Regions from separate parts of the Homo sapiens genome. Here region 2 is linked to region 1. Evidence: read pairs that join two places in POLR2A ChIA-PET (ENCODE). Cell type or tissue: K562. All regions are shown on one strand. Region 1 overlaps TGM7 (transglutaminase 7). Region 2 overlaps TTBK2 (tau tubulin kinase 2).

What was found. Peaks named below come from ENCODE experiments on the same cell type or tissue, not always from the same donor. Only the 100,000 strongest peaks of a DNase experiment are listed, where the experiment ranks them.
Region 2: POLR2A ChIA-PET joins it to region 1 with 6 read pairs; 2 of 35 experiments call an interaction of 5 or more read pairs at or near these places.

Annotation. Positions count from the first base shown.
Region 1 is chr15:43,291,739-43,295,738 of GRCh38, reverse strand. It overlaps TGM7 (transglutaminase 7), which reads left to right. Exons shown (of 13, transcript NM_052955.3): 2 at 2,108-2,290; 3 at 2,785-3,030; 4 at 3,642-3,760. Among named protein-coding and RNA genes, the nearest start is that of TGM7, 8.5 kb to the left of the region's middle. In K562, no CTCF peak of the experiment used is centred here; a DNase peak (open chromatin) is centred at 2,078; H3K27me3 peaks cover 1,489 bases.
Region 2 is chr15:42,858,616-42,862,615 of GRCh38, reverse strand. All of the region lies in intron 3 of TTBK2 (tau tubulin kinase 2), which reads left to right. Among named protein-coding and RNA genes, the nearest start is that of TTBK2, 60 kb to the left of the region's middle. In K562, no CTCF peak of the experiment used is centred here; no DNase peak of the experiment used is centred here.

The sequences.
Region 1 (4,000 bases):
TGACACATTTATGGAAAAGATGAAAACTGGATTTGATTTTAGATTGTGAAGGAAATTAACATTGACTTCAGCTTTATTCAAAGATTAGATGTAGTTAAAGCAGTTGAACAGCTATGCCCAAAGAGTTTTTTTTCTAGTTCTATGTTTTTTTGAGATGGAGTTGCTCTGTCACCCAGGCTGGAGTGCAATGGGGCAATCCTGGCTCACTGCAACCTCTACCTCCTGGGCTCAGGCAATTCTCCCGCCTCAGCCTCCCAAGAAGCTGGGATCACAGGCACTCACCACCAGGCCTGGCTAATTTTTGTATTTTAGTAGATGCAGGGTTTCACCATGTTGGCCAGGTTGGTCTCGAACTCCTGACCTCAAGTGATTCACCCTTCTTGGCCTCCCAAAGTGCTGGGATTACAGGCGTGAGCCATGGTGCCCAGCCCCAAAGAGTATTTCTTAATGGCTCAGTGTTAACATGGAAGAAAGAGCTGATGATACACAACTGGCCACCAACTTAGGCTCTAATGCTTAGAAACATCTTATTACTGATTACTTAGATGAAGACTGGAAGACAGTTTAGCCAGTCTAGAGATGGAAAAGTAAAATATTTGGGTCAAAAAATCAGAATCTATCAACCTGGGCAACATAGGGAGATGCTGTCTCTACAAAATACAAAAAAAATACTGTAGGGCATGGTAGCCCATAACTGTGGTCCAACATACTTGTGAAGCTGAGATGGGAGGATCACTTGAGCCCAGAATGAAGGCTGAGGCTGCAGTGAGCCAGGAGCATGCCATTGCACTCCAGCCGGGCTGCAGAGTGAGACCCTGTCTCCAAAAAAAAAAAAGGATCAAGATAGGTAGGAAAGATGCAAAAACATTAAGAACCTCTGTGGAAGTTCAAAATACAAATGGCACAAAAACTGGCTGGGAGCAAATATGAGTTTTTCCTTTAGGATGCTGCTTAGCAGCCTCTCTTCCCAGTAAAAAATGTCTTCAGACATTGCCAAATGTCCTCCAGGGCACGGAATTTCCCGTTGAGAACCACTGAGATAAACTGATGTACTACTAGAGGAAAGACCTGATGAACTTTTGTCGACAGTAAATGCAATCTAAACATTGCCAGCAAAGGTCGCAAAAGAAATGCAATTCAAGAACGCATGATTCCTACCAGTAAGAGTAACTAATATTGACTCCTTACTCTGTACCTGGCACAACGCCAAGGTCCTTCCATGGGCATCCTCACTTAACGCCCACATGAACCCTATAAGGTAGGAATACAATTGTCTCCATTTTTCAGATGAGGACACTGATGTCTAGGGATATTAAGTGACTTGCTCGAGGTCTCACAGCCCAGATGATAGACCTGAGGCTGTGTCAGTCCAGAACCTGCCCACTGCCTACTGTGCTATGAGAGTTTTACAACCATGTACCAGGTGTGCACACACAGGAAGCAGGCAGTGCCCTCCTCATAGACCTGGAAATGGCTGAGAAGTCAGAAGTAAGTTACAAGTGACCCAGAGAGTGTCCAGAATTCCAAAGCAGGGACTTGCCCTATGGCTGAAGTCCCAGCTTCCAGTCAGCTCACTGACTTAATTCATACAAAATCCTAGTATGTTTATTCTTATATCAGTAGGATAAAAGGGTGACTTTTAGAAAGATTGTCAACAAATAGTTAAGAGCATGCAGCGGCACTTCAGGGGTTAAGTTTCGGTTATCTGGAATTGTTTCCCTTTTGGGGACCCCAATCCTTGATCATTGTGGCTCCAGGTCCAGACATGGAATTCACCAGTATCAACACTTCCCCATGCCGATCCCCCCGCACACCCCACTCCCCCCGCACAGCCCCCCGCACACCCCACCCCACCCCCGCACACCCCACCCTCCCCAGCACACCCCACCCCCCCGCACACCCCACCCTCCCCAGCACACCCCACGCCCCCGCACACACACACCCGCACGCCCCCCCCGCACACCCCACCTCCCCCCCCGCACGCCCCACCTACCCCCCGCACGCCCCACCACCCGCCGCACCTCCCAGAAATGACTGAGAAGCCACAAGGGATGCCTGAGCCCAGGGGACTGCAGGTGGGCGTGACCTGTCCCCTCCTCTCCCCTAGTGGCAACCTTGCGGCTTGAGTCTGTCGACCTGCAGAGCTCCAGGAACAACAAGGAGCACCACACGCAGGAGATGGGCGTCAAGCGGCTCACTGTGCGCCGCGGCCAGCCCTTCTACCTCCGGCTGAGCTTCAGCCGACCCTTCCAGTCCCAGAACGACCACATCACCTTTGTGGCTGAGACCGGTGAGTTTGCCCTGTCCCAAGGCCCCGCAGGTTCCGTCAAAATGAGGGCATTTACAGAGTCTGCCTGCGGGGCCCCTGCCTTTCCCACCTGAGCTGCCCTCCACTTTCTTGTCCTGGGAGCCCCAGACCCCTCATGCTCAGGACCCTGTTAGTGCTGTTAAGGAGAGATTTGGTCAACTCGGCAAACTGAGGTTGTGGCAGTTAACAACCGACCTGTAGATACACAACAAGCACTGTGCTAAAACTTTACACACATTAGCTCATTTAATCCCCAGGACAAGACTTTCAGGTGGTACTATTATGATCCCCTTTTAACAGATTAAAAAACGGAGGCCTGGGGGTCTTAAATGGTTTGCCTGAGGACACTCGGTGGCAGTAAAAGCCAAAAGCATTAGCAGGTGGTGGGAGAAGGTGACGGTCCTTCCGACTCCCCTGGAATCATATACCATACAGGTTTTTTGAGCCTCACTGTGGGGTCATTCTCTCCTACACAGGACCCAAGCCGTCAGAGCTGCTGGGGACCCGAGCCACATTCTTCCTCACCCGGGTCCAGCCCGGGAATGTCTGGAGCGCTTCTGATTTCACCATTGACTCCAACTCTCTCCAAGTTTCCCTTTTCACACCAGCCAATGCAGTTATTGGCCATTACACTCTGAAAATAGAGATCTCTCAGGGCCAAGGTCACAGTGTGACTTACCCGCTGGGAACTTTCATCCTACTTTTTAACCCTTGGAGTCCAGGTAGGATGTGCCCACAGCTTGTATTGCTAACCTGATCCATTGGGAAGGCCCTGTGAGGTTCTTTGGAAAAAGCCCAGAAAATAAATCGCCACATAGCTATGCAATGTAGTAGCGTGTGCTCTCACAAAAATCATCTTTACAAAGAATTTCTAATGGCATGAGGAAAGTATTCATGACGTGATGTTAAGTGAAAACATTGAAACATTTCCTAATATGAGCCTAATTGTATTAAGTATGCACAGAAAGAGAGAGTGGCTAGAATACACCAAAACATAACGGTGGGTGTCTCTGAGTAGTGGGAGTGAGCAGTTTCCATTGTCTTCTACCCATCTATCTGTATTTTCTGAATCTCTACAATAAGCCAACTCTACAATCAGTCACTTTTACAATCAAGAAAAGATCGTTGGTTTTTAAAGTGTACATTGTATTTCTGGCTTCTAGAAAAGCACATAGTAGACCTTTAAGGGGGTCTAGTCTTAATTTCTGTTGCTATCAACCCATCGACTGTTCCTCCTGTTTTCCAGAAACACGTTGTCGTTACTGTTTTTTAATTTAATACTCTGTTTTTTTGGTTTGGGGTTTTGCCCCCTCCACTACTCTTAACTGCTCAGAGGACGACGTCTACCTGCCAAGTGAAATACTGCTGCAGGAGTATATCATGCGAGATTATGGCTTTGTTTACAAGGGTCATGAAAGATTCATCACCTCCTGGCCCTGGAACTACGGGCAGGTAACACTATTACCCAATGTGGGCCTGGGGTGGGCTCCCTAAGGCTGGTCCTTACACAACCCTGTTATGTAAGGCTGTTATATTACACAGCCCTCATAGAGGGCCACTAATACAGGCGAGGGTGTGAGGGGCTTGGCCAGCTTCACATCCAGTGAGAGGGGCAAGGAAGGAAGGGGTGGATGTCTTTCCTTTTTAGTTTTTAACATTTTATTATGAAAAACCTTAAAACATAATCAAAGT
Region 2 (4,000 bases), 430 kb after region 1:
CGCCTGGCCATAGATGGCTATTATTTTGAGATATGTTCTTTTGATGCCTAGTCTGTTGAGGGTATTTATCATGAAGGAATGTTGGATTTTATTGAAAAATTTTTTTTGCATCTAATTGAGATGACTATATGGTTTTTGTTTTTAATTCTGTTTATGTGGTGAATCACATTTTTTTATTTGCATGTGTTGAACCAACTGTGCATCCCAAGAATAAAGCCTACTTGATCATGGTGAATTAACTTTTGGATGTGCTGCTGGATTTGGTTTGCTAGTATTTTGTTGAGGATTTTTGTGTCTGTGTTCATCATGGATATTGGCCCGAAGTTTTCTCTTTTTATTGTGTTTCTGCCAAATTTTGGTATCAGGCTAATGCAGGTTTCATAGAATGAATTAGGGAGGAGCCACTCATCCTCATTTTTTTTTTAAATAGTTTCAGTCGGATTGATACCAGTTCTTTGTGCAGCTGGTAGAATTGGGCTGTGAATCTGTCTGGTTCAGAGCTTTTTTTGGTTGGTAGGTTTTTTATTACTGATTCAATTTTGAGTCTTGTTGTTGGTCTGTTCAGGTTTTCACTTTCTTCCTGGTTTAATATTAGGAGTTTGTGTGTTTCCAGGAATGTATCCATGTCCTCTAGATTTTCTAGTTTGTGTGCTTAGAGGTGTTCATAATAACTTCGGAGGATCTTTTGTACTTCCGTGGGATCAGTTATCATCCTTGTCATTTCTGATTGTGCTTATTTGGATCTTCTCTTTTTCCCCCTTTGGTAATGTAGCTAGTGCTGTCAATCTTGTTTATTCTTTTGACAAATTAGCTCTTTATTTCATTGATCATTTGTATGGATTTTTGTGTCTCAATTTTGTTCAATTCTTCTCTGATTTTATTTATTTATTTTCTTTTGCTAGCTTTGGGATTAGTTTGTTCTCTTTTTTTTTCTATTCTATGCAAGATATTAGATTGTTAATTTTAGATCTTTCTGACTTCTTGATAAAGGCATTTAGTGCTACAAACTTTCCTCTTAACATTGCTTTAACTGCATCCCAAATATTTTGGTAAGTTGTGTCTCTATTTTTATTAATTTCAATGATTTTTTTATTTCTGCCTTAATTTCATTGTTCACACATGAGTTATTCAGGACTAGGTTAACTTCCATGTATTTTTGTAGTTTTGATAGATCTTTTTGGTATTGATTTCTATTTTTATTGCACTGTGGTCTGAGAGTGCTAGGTTTTGATTTTTTGAATTTATTGAGACTTGCTGTATGACCTAGCATGTGGCCAATCTTAGAATATGTTCCATGTGCAGATAAGAAGAATGTATATTCTGTGGTTATTGGGTGGAGTATTCTGTAGATGTCTATTAGGTCTAATTGGTTGAGTGTCGAGTTTAAGTCCAGAATTTCTTTGTTAGTTTTCTGCCTTGATGATTTGTCTAATGCTGTCAATGGGCTGTTGAAGTCTCCCACTATTATTGTGGGGCTAAGTCTTTTCATAGGTCAAGAAGAACTTGTTTTATGAATTTGGATGCTTCAATATTGGGTGCATATGTATTTAGGATAGTTAAGTCTTACTGCATTGAACCTGTTATCATTATATAATACCCTTCTTTGTCCTTCTTGATTGTTGTTGGTTTAAATTCTGTTTTGTCTGATATAAGAATACCCAGCTTTAGGCCAGGCTCAGTGGCTCATCCCTGTAATCCCAGCACTTTGGGAGGCTGAGGTGGGTGGATCACCTGAGGTCAGGACTTCAAGACCAGCCTGGCCAACGTGGTGAAACCCCATCTCTACTAGAAATACAAAAAGTTAGCCAGGCATGGTGGTGCACTTGGGAGGCTGAGGCAGGAGAATCGCTTGAACCTGGGAAGCGGAGGTTGCAGTGAGCTGAGATCCGCCATTACACTCCAGCCTGGGCAACAGGAGTGTAAAGGCATTTAGTGTAGCACTAAATGCCATCTCAAAAAAAAAAAAAAAAAAAAAGAAAGAATACCCCAGCTAAGGTTTAATTTTTTGTGGAGATGGGGTCTCACTATTGCCTGAACTGAACTCCTGGGCTCAAGGAGTTCAGTTGGTCTTGAGCTCCTGGGCTCAAGCGATCCAACCCCCTTGACTTCCCAAAGTGTTGGGATACAGGGATGAGCTACTGTGCCTGGCTAATTTTTGTTGTTGTTGTTGTTGTTCCTCTATAGGTAAGGCTTGTTTTTCTTTTCCCTCTAGCTTCATTCAGAATTTTTTCTTTTTTTTCAAACTGCTTCTTCAGAGTCAGAATTGTTTCTTTATCTTTGATTTTTGATAGCTAGAAAATAGTATGTTTAGATGTAGGTTTTTGGGGTTTTTTGTTTGTTTGTTTGTTTTGCATTTATCCCACTTGGCGTTTTCTGAATTTCCTGGATTTGTGGTTTGGTGTTTGATATTAACTTGGGGAAATTCTTAGTCATTGATTCATATAGTTACCTGTTCCTTTCTCTCTTTCCTTTCTGGTGTTCCCTTTGTGTATGGTTGTGTTATGTCTTTTATAGTTGTTCCTTAATCCTTTCTTCTGTTTCTTTGTTTTCTTTTTTTGTCTTTGTCCTCTTTGATTTTCTCTTTTGGAGGTTTCTGTAGATACATCCTCAAGCTCAGATACTTTTTTTTTTCTCCTCAGCTGTGTCCAGTCTACTAATAAGCCTATAAAAGGCATTCATCATTTCTGTTACAGTGTTCTTGATCTTTAGTGTTTTCTTTTCGTTCTTTCTTAGGATTTTCATCTCTGCTTACATTACCCACCTCTTCTTGCATGCTGTCTACCTTATCCATTAGAGCCCTCAGCATATTAATCAGTGTTGTTTTAAATTCCTGATCTGATTGTTTCAACATCCCTGCCATGTTTGGTTCTGATATTTATTTGCTTTTTCTATTCAAATTGTGTTTTTTTTGCCTTCTAGTATTCCTTGTATATTTTTCTTGATGGCTAGACATAATGTACTGCATAAAAGCAAATGCCAAAAATAGACTGTTAGTAATGTGGTAATGGGTGGAGAGAGGGGAGGCATTCCATAGTCCTATTATTAGTTCTCAGTTTTTTAGTGTGCCTATACTTCTGGACTGTGAAGCACCTCCTAAGTGCTTCTAGTCCCCCCGCACCCCATTAGGTGAGACAGGATAGTTAGAATGGGTTGCATTTGGGTATTTCCTCTCCGCCAGATCCATTAAGCTTCAGTAAAACCCCAGGCCAGGTATGGTGCACTGCTCATGCCTGTAATCCCAGCACTTTGGGAGGCTGAGGTGGGTGGATTGCTTGAGCCCAGGAGATTGAGATCAGCCTGGGCAATGTGGTGAAATCCCACCTATACAAAACATACAAAAAATTATCTGGACATGGTGGTGTGCACCTGTAGTCCCAGCTACTCAGGAGGCTGAGAGGTGGGAAGATCACTTGAGCCCAGAAGGTCAAGGCTGCAGTGAGCTGTGATTATGCCACTGCACTCCAGCCTGGGCAACAGAGTAACACCCTGCCTGATAAAATACAAAAATTAAAATTAAAATTAAATAAAAAATAAATAAATAAAACAAACTCCAGCAGGTTAGGTGTAGTTAACTTATTTCTCCTGAGGGCAGACCTTGTTAGGAAGAACAGAATGCTGTGGCATATTTAAAAATGGTTCCTTTTCTCTTCTCCCTGCTGGAAGCATGAGGGAATTTTTCTCCTATATATACTGTAAAAAACTAGTTGAACTCCTGGAGATAAAACTCACAAAAGCATGACTTCTGTCTAATATTTCTGTAAATTTCAGGGAACATACCTATGACTAGGTACCCCTGAAGTTTTAAAGTATTGGGCTTGTTGACACCTAGCCTCCAGCAATCTGTCAGTTGCAATTCAGGTTTTTCTACTCTGGCACTGGTTCCCGTGTATGATTCTGCTCTGGTATGTCATAACTCTCTGTGTCTGCCCATCTCTCTTTCCAATTTTGGAGGCAGCAGTTTGCTCTAAGAAGAGTTGGTGATTTTTTCACTTGTTCGGCT